Linked DNA regions of Homo sapiens: region 1 is linked to region 2. The links are chromatin contacts, found by Hi-C or POLR2A ChIA-PET in ENCODE. All regions are on one chromosome and are shown on one strand. The core of a region is the stretch at or near the end of the contact, and the rest is flanking DNA. Distances in the headings are between cores, read along the strand shown. Region 1 overlaps BCAS3 (BCAS3 microtubule associated cell migration factor). Region 2 overlaps BCAS3 (BCAS3 microtubule associated cell migration factor).

Region 1 (7,489 bases), core at 3,049-5,548, 240 kb after region 2:
TGAATTTTTCCACATCTCTTTGGTTTGGATGTTGACTTGGAAATCTCTTTTGAATTAGCTTCTTTTGGAGAGCTTTCTGCTTTTCTGAGCACTTCTTGGATCCTTTCCCCAACAAAGCCACCAAGGGAACTTCTTCTGATCCTATCTCTTTTGTAGGTGGTACCCTATTTGAGTCCTTCTGAAGACTGGAGCACATAAAGGCCTGATTTTTTCTTCTGAGTTGGATTGGATGGTTTAACATAATTTGTCTCTATGTTTTCTGTCTTGGGTAAAGGAATATATTTGTGAATTGTGGCTGATACTACTTTAAAAAATTCCAAAAAGAAAATCTAAAGGACCATTCCTATGATTATTGCAACCCATTTCTCAGGTCTTTCAAAGAAAACAACTCGTAAAGATACTGGCAGTTGAAGGTCTAAGTCCCAGCCTGGCATGAATTCCCAGAGAGCCTTGGGCCTTGGGAGGAGGGGTAATATACAAGATTAGAGTGCAAAGTCCATCTGGTGAGAATTTGTCTGGTTTGTGCTTCCTCAGCAGGGAGGAAGTAGCAGTGACCTCAGTCCTGAATGGTTATTTCAGAAGTGTATCATGGTGGGAATTTAGCCAGCTTTGTGGCAGATGACCAACCCTGATAGCCTGATTTTTAAGGCCCCTAACACAAATGATACCAGGACTTCTTTGAATATTCTATTTAGTCTGTACTAGGACACATAGGACAAGATGAGCGACTATTTTAGACCTGTAGGTCAAGAGGTTTGAAGCAGTATATTCACCTTTTACACTTCAAACCACTTGGAGTATCTTAAAGAAGTAGTATACTGTCAAATACTTATAAAACTTCCTTCTTCTTTGCTCTTAAAGATAAGACGTTGTTTAGATGAATATATATTCTTTTCCTGTGTATTCTACTATTCCTGCAAAAATTTGTTTTTAAAATAAGAAACTTGGCTGGGCTTGGTGGCTCACGCCTGTAATCCCAGAACTTTGGGAGGCCGAGGCAGGTAGATCCCCTGAGGTGAGGAGTTTGAGACCAGCCTGGCCAACATGGTGAAACCCCATCTCTACTAAAAATACAAAAAATTAGCCGGGAATGGTGGCGGGTGCCTGTAATCCCAGCTACTCGGGAGGCTGAGGCAGGAGAATCACTTGAACCCAGGAGGCAGAGGCTGCAGTGAGCCGAGATCACACCACTGCACTCCAGCCTGGGCAACAAGAGTGAAACTCCATCTCAAAAATAAATAAATAAAATAAAATAGAAACTTGAAAATAATACCAGCACTGCTAGAGTGGGTATTTGGCTCAGTTCAGGCCTGTGCCTTTTTTTGATGTTCCCAGAGCAGAGCACTCCTTAAACTAGGATGAGAAAAGTTAATTTTAATCCTCCAAAGGCTTATTTGCTAGCACAAAAGGTCATGAAACACACCCAAAACTATATTGCTAAAATCTGAAGGAGAGAGATCTCAACAGCAGAGATGGACTCTAGTGTCCCAACATAGAATTGTGTCTCTGGCTGAAGAAATAGTTTGTTTTAGGAACGCCAATACAAAAGCTACAGAATGGAAGAGTTTTCCCTTAACTGATCTAAGGGAAAATTCTTTTTCTCGTGTTGTTTTAGGAAGCTCAGAATTATTTAGAAATACTTGTGAAATCATGGTCACAGGAGTTATTTCCAAGGATGTTTAAGTAGCTGCTCTCTGCCCATTATTTTGATAATTACTACACCTTAATCTGTTATCTGTCAAAAGGGAAAAAACTTTCTGTTATCTACCTGATAGACCCATGGAATACAAAAAAAATGTGATGACCCAATCACATTTAAAGCTTTTAAAGCTCCCTTTTGAGATGATTTCTTAGGGTACTAAAATATCACCTGCCCCAGAGTTTACAAATCAGAAATTGAATGAGGCAGGCTTAAAGAGGATCAGAAAACAAGATACCAAATAAGAGCAGCCATTGTAAAACTAGAGAAGGTTACGAAATGGCCCTGCTTTTCTATAAGGAAGGTCGAAGACACCAGGCCCCTTGCCCTGGGTTTGTCTGGTGGAAGTTTAAGGAAAGTTCATACCCTGGGCCCAGTAGAGAGCTTTGCCTTCATAATTGTCTGCATATGATTTGACAAACATAAGACCTCAGTGTTCCTAGATCGTTTATCCCCCTCAGCAATGTGCTAAATATGAAGTAAAAGGTTACCAAAGGGAGGATAGGGAAGAAAACCTAATTACCAATCCTGGTAATTTTAAACATGAGAAGATTTATAAACAACGGCTTCTTCATACACTTGTGAGTTCTGACATGTTGTGAAAATAGGACCTGCTAAGCCATTGAAAGGATTTTCAATATATTGTACGAGATGGAAAGAGGACCCAGAGAAGGCTTGTTTTTCATTTTAAAGAGTTGCTTTAGAAACCAAGGTTGTAACTGAGCACTGCTCTGTGCTGTATCAAGCCGTAATATCCAGTGAGTCATGAAGGCATTAGGGAAGCACTGGAGACATCATAAGAAACATTTGAGTTAATGTTTGAGATAAGGAAGATGATTATCTCTAAAAAGAAACTGAAATTAAGGGGCACAGTCTCCCGTTTTCGGACAGCTAAAAGGCATTCTTTTCAGTGATCTCTCCTTTACTAACCCATGTACATGCTGTGAGTATGTGACCTAGAAACCAGGCTTTTTTAAGCTGAGCTCTGGATACTTGTAGACTGAGACCTTGGGCGAGTTACTGCCCACCTTGGCTTCAGCTTCCTCACCTGAAAACGAGTGATCAACCAGGTAATCTTTATGGGGCCCTTCTGGCCCAAGGACTCTATCAGTCTGGTTTTTGAACATTATCCTACATTAGACAATCTCAGAAAGGTTTTATGACTTGTGGGTGCCTTTGTGGTACTTCACATGAGCGGGAGGTCTTAAGACTATGGACCCCTTGGGAGACCAGTGTCTAATTCTACTACTTCCTCCTCCCCAAGAATTCAGATGGTGAAACACCCTCATCCCTCCAGCCCTGCCCCCAGGAAACCCTTCATTCAGAAAGGTCATTTCATTTCCTGTGAGCCAGTCTTACATCACTGGTGCAAGAATTGGGCAGTGCTTGCCCAGCTGGAAGGTGAGACATTGGAGGCCTCAGCCTGGTGTCCCAGACAGTATTTGTCAGGCTGATGATAAGCTGGTGGAGAGTCTGTTAACTCAAGGCCTGATTCTAATGAATTTGGGATTCCTTGCTGAAAAAAAGACTGGGCTGGGTGTGGTGGCTCATGCCTGTAATCCCAGCACTCTGGGAGGCTGAGGCGGGCGGATCACCTGAGGTCAGAGTTTGAGACCATCCTGGCCAATATGGCGAAACCCCGTCTCTACTAAAAATACAAAAAATTAGCCGGGCCTGGTGGCGGGCGCCTATAATCCCAACTACTAGGGAGGCTGAGGCAGGAGAATCACTTGAACGCGGGATGCAGAGGTTGCAGTGAGCCGAGATTGCGCCATTCCACTCCAGCCTGGGCAACAAGAGCGAAACTCCACCTCAAAAAAAAAAAAAAGAAAAGAAAGACTGGATCCTGGTCCATCCAAGATGCTGCCCTTGAGACCTCTGGGTTGATGACTGATATGTTGGTCTCTTGGGACAAGGCTGTACAGTTGAGAAAAGTAGCAAGAACATCAGATCTCTGCAGATAATCTGGCCCCCATAAAAAAGCAATAGCAACTGGGAAAAGGCTAGACTGCTAGGTTCCCAGCTATACTGGATTATTAGACAAAGCTACCCACTCCATCTTTGTTTATAGAACTCATTTTCAGGAACAAGTGTTTTATAGTGAGGTGGAGGTTGTAAAGAAGCTCTTTATAATGAAGATCCCAAATATGTGAGCCTTCTATCAAGCTTGATCTCAAGGAACTTTACACGGGTGGCAGTTTAGAAGAAAAAGAGAGAAAAGGATAAAGAAAAAAACTAATAAAAATAGCTGAGATCACTCAACAGTTATCAAGAAACAGATACTACAGTTTTATAACACGAAGTACTAAAAGTATATGCACTCTTAAAAGGCAATTAAAACGTATGCTCCAAAACTATAAAACATTTTCTTTTCATCTGCAACATAGAGGGCAGATTACAACACATTAATAACGTTTTGTTTAGAGTTCAGTTTCTGATGGTTTCCAAATGTAGTCTGTGTAGATTAACCAGAAGGAGTCCAGTTCTCTTTTTTAAGAGCGCTTGTAAAGGAAAGCAATGTGGTAAGATTGTTATGAAAAGAGAGTGTATTTAGGAAATAGCACTTAGCAGGGTCTCTCTGAATGGCTGCCAGGTCAGGAAGCTGAAGTGCAAGGCTTGGCCCTTGTTCAGCCCCCCCAGTTCCAGCTTCTTGACCACACAGTACGTCAAGAACATGTCACAAGCCAGCCAGGAAGACTCAGCCCCGCCCATGGGCCAGCTTGGCACGGCTGCTTTCACATAACCCAGGGCTCCAGAGGGGCCGGAGGCAGGCATTCCAGGGCCACGGGAACATGCAAGTTTTTAAAATAGAAGTGAAGGACTTAAAAAAAAAAAAAGCCTGGGAATTAAACAGTTGCTGAGTCCTTGAGTCCTTATGGAACATGGTTCCTCATGTAGAGTGGCAGAGGTGAAAAGGGCCTTAAAGGTTATCTCATCCTCTGCCCTCTGCTTATAGACAAGGACATTGACCTGCTTACAACCATAGTGATAGAACCAATTGTGGAATCCATATCTGTCAGCTCTTAGTCTGCTAAACACACTGGCTTCTACCTCACTGGGCTAAGCTGCCCTTTCTTCCTTGGATTTTGACTCTAGAAAGCTGTCCAGTAATCTGTTCCTATACATTTTTTTTTTTTTTTTGAGATGGAGTCTTACTCTGTTGCCCAGGCTGGAGTGCAGTGGTGTGATCTCAGCTCACTGCAACCTCCACCTCCTGGGTTCCAGCTATTCTCCTGCCTCAGCCTCCTAAGTAGCTGGGATCACAGGCATGTGCTACCATGCCTAATTTTGTATTTTGTAGTAGGGATGGGGTTCCACCATGTTGACCAGGCTGGTCTCGAACTCCTGACCTCAGGTGATCCACTTGCCTCGGCCTCCCAAAGGCCTGGGATTACAGGCATGAGCCACTGAGCCCGGCCCGTTGCTATACCATTTGTTCCTACTACTTGCCTAACTGTTCTATGTCTCAGTCTCAGTTTCCTTGTCTACAAAATGGAGATAATATCAATGCCTGGGCTGGGCCCGGTGGCTCACGCCTGTAATCCCAACACTTTGGGAGGCCGAGGCAGGCGGATCACCTGAGGTCAGGAGTTGGAGAGAATATATATATATATAATCAATGTCTGCTTCACAGAGTTACAAGGATTGATAGAATAAACATGTGTAACATTTACAGTGCCTGGTATGGAATAAGGGCTCAATAATGTTATCTATTCCCATTAATAATAGTATTATTAGCATTATACTATCATCTGTCTTATTGCTACTACTATTTCTACAGTTGCTACATCAGCAGTCCCAGGAACTTGGCCTACGGCCTAGGCATGGCGTATGAGCTCTATGGTAGTAGAAGGTCAGACCCAGGATTGGAGGAGGGGCAGCTGAGTAGAGGGGAAGATGAATCTCGGATGCCTCTGGGCCAGTGCTTCATAAAGTCCTGTGCTCAGATTCCAGCTGTGGAACAGAGGTGCAGAGGTGGATTTTAATGTTATTGTTGTTTTTGCTTTGTTTTGCCTTTCCATTTTTGTTGTATAGTTTTAGTTGAAAGAGACTTTAGAGATGATTAAGTATACATTACAGTTCGGCCTCCACGGTTTACATGGGGGAAAACTGAAGCGCAGAAAGAAAAAGTGACTTGCCTTATGTCTTGCTAGCCTTACTTGGTAATTGAGTAGAGCTCTCTTGTCTAATTTACATATAAAAGGAAAACTGGAGAAGAAAGAGCCTTAGGATAATACTCATAAGATCTAAAATTCCTTTAGCCTTTCTTCTACATCAGGCCCACTGGGACCCTACTTAAAACCCTCATTTTGACCTGGTTCCTCAGTCAGCATGGAGACAAGCCCGAGGAAAAAACTCAAGAGAGCCGGCCTCCTTCCTTAGGTATTATTAGAGAGCAATCCCCTATAAAAGTTAAGTGGATGTTTGTTTTTTATTTAAAACCTTCAGGAGATTTAACCCTGCTGGGCTGCTCCTGCCTCACCCACAGCAGTGTCCCTTCAGGCCTCACAGAACACTTCTGCCGTAAAGAGGGCTTGCTTTCAGAATGCTTAAACAACTCTGACATGCACATTTCTTTGCTTAATACAAGGCTCACTGATTTAGAAGGTAAAATTACTTTCTTAGTTGATGCCTCAATTGTTTTTTCCTTTGAGTTCTTATCTCTCCTTTGCCCTAGTGTCAAGTCAGTTTTCCTGTTTTGCTAAAATGTTTGATCAACTTTAAGATTAGAAAATTTATGGCGGGGCGCGGTGGCTCACGCCTGTAATCCTGGCACTTTGGGAGGCCGTGGCGGGCGGATCACAGGGTCAAGAGATGGAGACCAGCCTGGCCAACATGGTGAAACCCCTTCTCTACTAAAAATACAAAAATTAGCTGGGCGTGGTGGTGGGCGCCTGTAGTCCCAGCTACTCAGGAGGCTGAGGTAAGAGAATCACTTGAACCTGGGAGGTGGAGGTTGCAGTGAGCCGAGATTGCGCCACTGCACTCCAGCCTGGTGACAGAGTGAGACTCCGTCTCAGAAAAAAAAAAAAGGATTAGAAAATTTATACTGCTTTAAATACCCAGTGAGTATAGTATATGATTGCTGGAAAAGTCGTTCATCCTGACCAAGAACAATACAATAACAACAAAACCATTACCTGGAAAAACCAACTAGAAATTCAGTGAGAACATTTTAGCTTTTTCCTTTTAAATTTTTAAAATTCTGACATTGCCTGGTTACATTGAAACAGCCCTGTTGTGTCATCCTACTTTCTTTTTCCTGGTATTTTCCTCTTTGGGACTTTGGTTTCATTAATCTCAATTTGTTCTGAAGGCACTAAGGCAGATTTTCAAAGAGCTGTAATTGTCACAGGGAGAGCACAATGACTTATTGAAGTTTCACATGTTGCTCTTTTTGGAACTACCAGAGATTGGAACCAATTCTCCATCCACATCTCTATCCGAGAGTTAAGTTTTCTCTTCTCTGGTGCTTGTCAAAAGTATTTCTCCCAGCTAATCTCATTCCCAGTTGCCAAAGAAAAGATCTCAAGCATAACTCCTCATCTCCAGGTCACCCGACAAGGTAAGAAGAGAGATTAAATGAATGTGCCCAAGTTTCTTTCCCTTACAGCCTCCAGATCTCCAGAATATACCTTCTTTAGTTTCCACATCACACTTTCCTACATTTCTTCTTAATTTGATGATGTCTTGAGAGTATCTCAGGAAACTGGTATGACTACCAAGGGGACAGAGGCTTTTGTAGCGCATCAATACCCCTAAGTCTATCCATCCTTCTCCAGAAACACA
Region 2 (7,647 bases), core at 5,133-7,632:
GTTATTTTCAGATTTAAAGTTTTCCTGGTGAATTTGTTTTCTCAAATTCTTTTATCACCTTTTTTAAAAAAAAATGTTGCTATAGCACTCTGCTAGTTTTAACATTTACTATTTTCTCAAGACAGAGCAGATGAGTTTGTTAGGGAAAGTGGATAGAAAAGAGTGACCTCATAATACCTTCCTGAAAACAAGATGCTTTCATTTCAGAATCATTAATGGAAGAAGCTATTAAATGAAGATTGTACAGTTGTTGTTTTTAAATAGGTTTTTAAAGAGAAGTTTTAGGTTCTCAGTAAAATTGAGAGAAAGGTATAGATAACGTAGTTTTGGGGGGAAATAAAATTGCCAGTGGGATATATTTTAAAGGAAACCTGATATTATATTGCCTCTAAATTATACTTTAAAATTTAGTGCTATGAAAATTAATTTAAAAATATTTTAAACCTAAATAAACTCTATGTAGATATTTTATATTTTTGTGTATTTCATTTTGGATATAACACATTTCTTTTCTCTGTAAGTTTTGCCTTTAAATAAATGCCAGATGATGTAGTTATCCCTTGAAACTAATCCAGAATTTCTTCTTTGCTTTTTACTGCTTGTGGAAATATTTTTTCTTTTCTATGTATTTTTTACATGGGCAAATCATAAACTCCAGATTTCAAAATAGTTTTATTTTTAAATGGTTAATGAGACATGCCTCTAGAGGGCAATATTTTCTCATTGTAATCAAGGCAACCCTGGCATGAACCTGAGGTACTAGGGATGTTAATGTCTTATCAGATCTTAAATAGCCTTTCTTCCTTTTTATTATGTTTTCTGTGATTTATTCTTCAACGTCTTCTTAGAGAATTCAACTTTGGAAATATATTACTATCAATTAATATCCTTTCTGAGTACTACATGCAGATCCAGTTCCTCTGAGTGAATACCATTGAATGAATAGAGGCAAATTTTTTAGTTATATCATTTGAGTATGTGGGGTCATTATGCTAAATGTTTTTTTATTCTCTATGTGTTGCTATTCAGGGACTTGTTATCTGTATACTTTATAATATCAGAGTGATTAAACTTCATTTTTGAGGCATTGAGGCATTATAAGGGCTAATAGTTATCTACTCTTTTCTATTAACATTGATTGGACACTTACTGTTGTTGTTTACCCTTTAAATATAATTTTTATTTTTTATCAAAGAAATACATGCATTTATTATAAAAGTCAAAAATATAATTTTATAGTGAAAGGAGGCACTTTTTGGCCTATCCTCCCCACTCTCGGGTGTCATTCCCCAGAGGCCTCTTCTTTTAACTCTTCTGTTTTTTTCTCAGTTGGTTTTTTTTGGGCCCTTTCCTGGAAATCCTATTACTTGAATAATGTATCTTCTACATTGAGCCCCTAATCTTCTTGTCTATTTTCTATCTTTTTTTTAACTTTATGAGAATTTCCCCAACGTATGTTTCAGTCTTCTTGTTGCATTTTTATTTCTGCAATCTTTTTAATATGATTTTCTTTGAATTTTTTTTATTATCACACCCTTTTCTTATTTTATGTGTAATATTTTTCTCTCTTTAAGAGATCGTTATAAATTTTGAAGCTTTTTTGTGCTCCTTTTATTATGCCCTCCCCTCCCCTCCCCTCCCCTCCCCTCCCCTTCCCTTCCCTTCTTTTTCTTTCCTTTTTTTTCTTTCCTTTCTTGTCTCCCTTTCTTTGCCTTTTTAAATCGAGACAAGGTTTTGCCATTTTGCACAATCTGGTCTCGATCTCCTGGTCTCAAGCAATCTGCCTGCCTCAGCCTCCCAAAATGCTGGGGATTACAGGTGTGAGCCACCAAGCCCATCTGGAGCAGTGATTTTCAACCCTTGACTGTCCATTATACTTAAGCTAGATAGATTTGAAAAATACTGAGGCCTAGACTCCATCAGACTGATTGAACCAAAACACTGACCTCAGTGATGGGGAATCCTTGATGGATCATTGGCTGATTATTTTTATTTTTACATTCTATTATTTAATAATTCATTTTTATTTTATTCATTTTTATTCAGCTAATCAACAAATCAATACTAAGGAACTGATTGGAAGCTTTTTGAATGTGGGAAGGGCATACCGCCTTATAGGTATCAGTGGTCTATCAGGTAGGAATGCCATTTTATTATCATACCTCAAATAGTCACTATCCGTAGGTCTTTTCATGTACGCTGGTCAGTTTTCCCACAAAGAAATTCTTCTATCCTCTGTTCAGGGTGGGGTTGGGGTAATAAAGAGTTTCTGGCAATAAACTTAGAAGTTAGTTTTCAAGGAGTTGAAGGAGTTAACATTATTTTTGTCTAGTGATTAGAATAACAAAAAGAGGATTTGGAGAACCTGTTTGCATTTGATTATTGTCTTACTTCCCTAGTTAGGAGGACAGTTAAGTAAGAAATTCTGGTCTGGTTCCACTGAAATAAAAATATTTCTATGGAAATCTGGAGATGGAATTTTTAGTTGCTGAAGTGAATGAATGTAAAAACTACTTATTCAGATAAAGAAGTGCAAATGGGTAGAACAACAAATTTTGGGAAAAGAAGTGAATGTTCATTTCCTTATGTACTTATCAAAAGGAAGATCTGAAATGTTTTTTTTTTTTAATTTGGAGAAAAATTGGAGAGGGAGAAGAGAGTGAGTAGGCTTCTTAGGATTTGTAGTAGCCAGAGTTTGAATGATTGACCCATATGAACAGATTTAGAAATTATCAGACTTGAGAATAACAGACATGAATAGTCTTGAGGTTGAAATCTGAGCAGGAACTAGAAATCTGCTAGTTGATAGTTGTAAACTACAAAAGGACAACAAGACAGGGATCAGGGCTATACCAGGATTATGCACAGAAGTAGAAATTTTGATGGTTCTTACCATGATGAGGTAAATGATATTTTGAATTTGGAGGAGGATGAGAAAAGGAAAAGGATTTAAGGTTCATTGAAAGAGTTATTAACATTGGATGATGTGTTTTTGCAGGTGAGAATATTGAAGCTAGAATGAGGCACAAGAGGGAAATTACTATTTCAGAATGGACCAAGGTGGAATTAACATGGGCACTGTTGTTGTTGGCTTCAGAAGAAATAGAGCATTCCATTTTCTGTGTTAAGAGCCATCTCTAGTAAGGAATGCTTAATTAATGTTCAATAATATTTCACTCTGGTCTAGTTTTGGAGCAGATTGAAATGTGTCTATATTTGATAAAACCATAGATGAGGGAAAAAATACCATGACAGTACTCATAAATGAATATAGTTTTCCGGCAGTGCTCCAGCTGATTAGGAAAGTGTTTCGGCTTGACAGGGAATTACAGGGAAAGAAGAGTCATTATTTCTCAACTGGGGATGGTCGTGGTATCACTCCTCTTTGTGGTTCTTACTGTCAAGGATCTTTTGTAAAAGTAGGTTTTACGTACGTAGGTAAAGTCATAGGCATACTTTTGGAAAAGTAAATTTAGAAGAGAAGGGCTTGAACTATTAGTATTCGTGTGGTGTGCTTAGTTTGATTTTTTTCTTTTTCTTTTTTTTTGGTAAACTGTTCCACAAATTGTTGATAATTTAGGCAGCTAAATGGAGTATTGGTTTCCTGTTTTCATCTTGAGGAAAATATGTAAGCATATTTTGATAGATATTTAAATGTTTTAAAACTGGAAATAAAGTATATGTGAATAGAAAAGGTTTTATCTGCCCTGTTGTCAAAAATGCTGATTTGGCCCTTTCGTACTGTACTCCCATCTTTGTATGGTTGTTACAATCTGTTGCTCTTTCCCATCTGAAGGAAATGCATCTTTGACACTTCTCATGACCTGCGTCATGATGCTGAAATAGAGCCAGAAAATATCCTTAACAGTCATGGGTAAAAAGAAGGAAGGCGTCCGTGGGTTGGGGCGGGAGAATAGGGGACTGTGAGGAGAAGAGAGTCTTTGCTCTTTCAGTTTACATCATTTTGATTTTTAGGAAAGTTACTTACATTTTGTGGCTATACTTTTTTTTTTTTTAGGAAAAAATTTCTTTTTTTTCTTTTTTTTTTCTTTTATTATTATACTTTAAGTTTTAGGGTACATGTGCACATTGTGCAGGTTAGTTACATATGTATACATGTGCCATGCTGGTGGGCTGCACCCACTAACTTGTCATCTAGCATTAGGTATATCTCCCAGTGCTATCCCTCCCCCTTCCCCCCACTCCACCACAGTCCCCAGAGTGTGATGTTCCCTTTCCTGTGTCCATGTGATCTCATTGTTCAATTCCCACCTATGAGTGAGAATATGCGGTGTTTGGTTTTTTGTTCTTGCGATAGTTTACTGAGAATGATGATTTCCAATTTCATCCATGTCCCTACAAAGGACATGAACTCATCATTTTTCATGGCTGCATAGTATTCCATGGTGTATATGTGTTGTGGCTATACTTTTTATTCAAGAGAAAATGCTTCGATTTTATATTAAATTGTTCCTTAAGTATACATTCTTTAATGTATAGGTATACAAAGTACATAAAGATAAGTTCTGCAAATGTAAAATTAAATAGTTTTGAGTTCTCCAGATCTAAGAAAATACACTTTAAATCTTGCAGTTAATTCTATATTTCATCTTCCTACAAAGTGTTTATCTCAGAACCAACTTCTGATACTTCTACATCTTGTATGTTTAGCAGTTTAAGTAATAAAGTCACATTTGTTGAAACAAGAAGATAGGATTCTATATTTTTTCCATCTACAGTAAAGCATTTCTATTTACTCTGTTGATATACAAAATTCATTGTGAGGTAAAGATGGGAGAGTTGAGTATAGGGTATTTTCAAGAAATAATTTAATGAGGACTTATACTTTGGGGAGCACATTTCACCTCAGACTTGTTCTAAGGGATGTTAGATTATGGAGCCTTAATTCAGGGATTTTTCATTAGGCTAAAACTCCACTTTTGAGCACTTAGTGTCAGTACTATATTTGAACTTGATTCAGAGGAGTGGGAAATTTTGAGGGTGCTTTAATATGATACATTTAGAAATAGGTTGAGGCTTAAGGTCAAAGATCTTTTTAAAAAATTTTTATTTATACGTATGAAGAATTTACTTTCTTCCCTCTTGTGTTAAATATAGTCTTTTTACTGTTATATTTGATTTTTCATTGTTGAAGGAGTGTCAAACTACAATCCTAATACGTAAAATGAATTAAAAATTGCTAAACCTTCTTAAATTTTAAGAGCACCAACTCTTAATAAACTTTCTTCATTCCAAAATCTTGGAGTGCTCTAAGAATAATAAGTAATGAACTTACCACTTTGAGGGAGGAGATTTTGTTCATTTAACTTACAAGTTTGGGTTGACTCTGTGATTGAAACTTAATTGCATGAAACTTTTCAGACAGATTTTTTATATTTCAGTAGAATTCCTCACAGCTAGTTCTATTATTTTTCCCTTTGTGTTCTTGCATTTTATAAACATTGTTTCTAACTGTTGATTTCATCTCCTTTTCTAGGGAATTTTTGCCTCCTAAGTTTTCAATATTCCTTGTTCTAGGCCCACCTTGTTACCTTTTGGAGTTGTGTCAACTATACTTGCTGTACTTAGAATTTTAGCAACAGGAATTATTTCTTTATGACTTTTAATTTTTAGGCATCAAATTTCTAAATTTATTGGGTTTATTTTAGCTTTAAGAAAAGAAAAATACTTAAATTTGTATGTTGTAGTAGCCAACACATTCAGATAATAATTAACAGATGATAATGGATTCACAATAGAAAAGGAAAACTACCTAGCAAATTATTTATTGGAGTATTCGTACATAAATATATACAGTTTCAATTCTCCTGAAAGTACACTTTTAATTCTAGTGACATTTAATAAGCCCTAGGCAAAGCTCCATGCAGGCTACTTTGTATGTAGTGGGGAGAAGTGATGACACTATCATTAATAATCTCAATCCCCATCCTGTTTAAAAAAAAAAAAGAAAGATTGGATTCTTGTTTTCAAGTCCATTTTGTGGGAGATTTCTCTAATCTTCCTACCTTCTCACCCTTTCTCAAAGTACCTACAGTAATGTCTATGGTGACGTGAACTTTTTACTCAAAGAAAGCAACAAGTGTTTTTGCTTGAAATGCATCAAAAATTGCAGTGTTTTTACTTCACCATCGATTGCCTCCAAAAAAAAGTTATAGGCAAAATGAATCAGTGCCCACACAGGATTGTCCTTCAGTATTTTCTGTCTTTATTTGTCACCCAAACTGTTTGTTGTGTTTATAGTCTTTAAAAATGTGTGTCTGTGTGTCGACACACACACACACACACACACATAAAATTCATTTTCTTTTAGTGTGTGTTCTACTCTCCTTGGCTCCTGTGAACAAGCATTGCTTCCGCCCAGTTTGGTATGTGGGTCAGAAGGCACTGTTTCTCACCAGGGTGCTGCTGTTTCCTTTTCCGACTTGAGTAGATTGCAGATTATACTGGAACATGCCTGAGAAAAGGTCATAAAGGAGGGTGAAAGTCCTGGAACTGCAGCTGGGAAGCTTGACATTCTCATCTAGGAAAGGGGAGAAGAGAGAGATGGAGAGAGAGACACACACTCCCATCCCAACCAAAAATAACCCACCTGCAGGAAATTCCCTTCTACACAGGGTATTTTTTGTTAAATAACTATTGAGAGTTTGGTTGAAAAAACTTTAATGTTAAATTGGATGGCAAGCAAGAACTAAGCAGTGTTTTTAACTTTTCAGAGCCCACATTTCCAGTGACTATTTCAAAACAAGCTACCATTGTATTCTTTGACAGAGTCAAGAAGTCAGAGCTTTTCAACTACAGAATTAACTTAGTTAAACTCCTTGGTATATTTTAGATTTTTATCCCTGTCAATTCCACAGCAAGATATTAAAAACAGTCCAAAAGCTTTGCTCTTCTGTAGAAGACAAAAGTTTACCAAAAAATAAAAAATAAAAAAATAAAAAAAAAGGCCCCGTAGAACTCATCATCTAGTTTTTATTTTTGAAAGATATGATATAGGGAATAGAACATCTACATGATGTCTTAGAATAGGTAAAGTGTTGCAAAGAGGGCAAAAATAAAGGAGATATTTGGGACTGGGGCTGTTTCCGTAGAATTGTCTTCTGAGGAGTGCCAGAGAGTCACATTGACCTCGGGCTTCAGTGTGGCTCAGTAATCCGATTTCAAAATGCAAGAGTTCCAAATAGGAGACCAAAGACACTAGGTGAGGAGCTTATATCCTAGAACAATAGTGGGTGTTGTAGATAAGTGTATGGAGAGGTGATGAGAACAGAATTTAATACAGTCGTAGGAGTCTAGAGTACTGAGTTATAGGAAGGTGTCTATTGTAAACCTTCAGAAAAGTGGAGTGCCTAAAGTGGATAAGGTCTGTGTCTGTGGTAAGAATAAGTGGGATGATATGTGGACCTCCTAATAACACTGCTCTTTCACAGGGCACCATTGCTTAGTGTCCTTTAGCTCTTTTTGCAAATGAAGCTTTGCCGTTTCTATACTTATCTCTAATACTCTAATACTATACTTACCTCATATGTCTAATGACAACAGAAGGACAGTGCTCTTTTTATCCTCCAAATGTTTCACTTGACCCACTTTATTCCATTGTAGGTCTTAGTTTCTCATACCTTCTGT

What was found. Hi-C counts contacts between places; a loop is a spot of excess contacts on that map. ChIA-PET counts read pairs that join two places held with the same protein, here RNA polymerase II (POLR2A). Pooled maps may share reads with other maps.
Region 1: a map of breast epithelium shows a loop between it and region 2 (5-fold over the local background). The contact joins two enhancer-like sites. A Hi-C loop is called at or near these places in 7 of 168 maps with a recorded cell type or tissue (PC-3, breast epithelium, cardiac septum and 3 more) and 10 of 50 pooled maps. POLR2A ChIA-PET finds 5 or more read pairs at or near these places in 1 of 52 experiments (activated T-cell).

The regions. Positions count from the first base shown.
Region 1 is chr17:61,248,058-61,255,546 of GRCh38, forward strand. The region is part of intron 22 of BCAS3 (BCAS3 microtubule associated cell migration factor); the gene reads left to right. Among named protein-coding and RNA genes, the nearest start is that of BCAS3-AS1, 120 kb to the left of the region's middle. Within about 2 kb of position 4,299, at least 24 of the 41 ENCODE cell types and tissues checked have a DNase peak (open chromatin) inside an H3K27ac peak, as active enhancers do.
Region 2 is chr17:61,001,754-61,009,400 of GRCh38, forward strand. The region is part of intron 15 of BCAS3 (BCAS3 microtubule associated cell migration factor); the gene reads left to right. Among named protein-coding and RNA genes, the nearest start is that of BCAS3-AS1, 130 kb to the right of the region's middle. Within about 2 kb of position 6,383, at least 2 of the 41 ENCODE cell types and tissues checked have a DNase peak (open chromatin) inside an H3K27ac peak, as active enhancers do.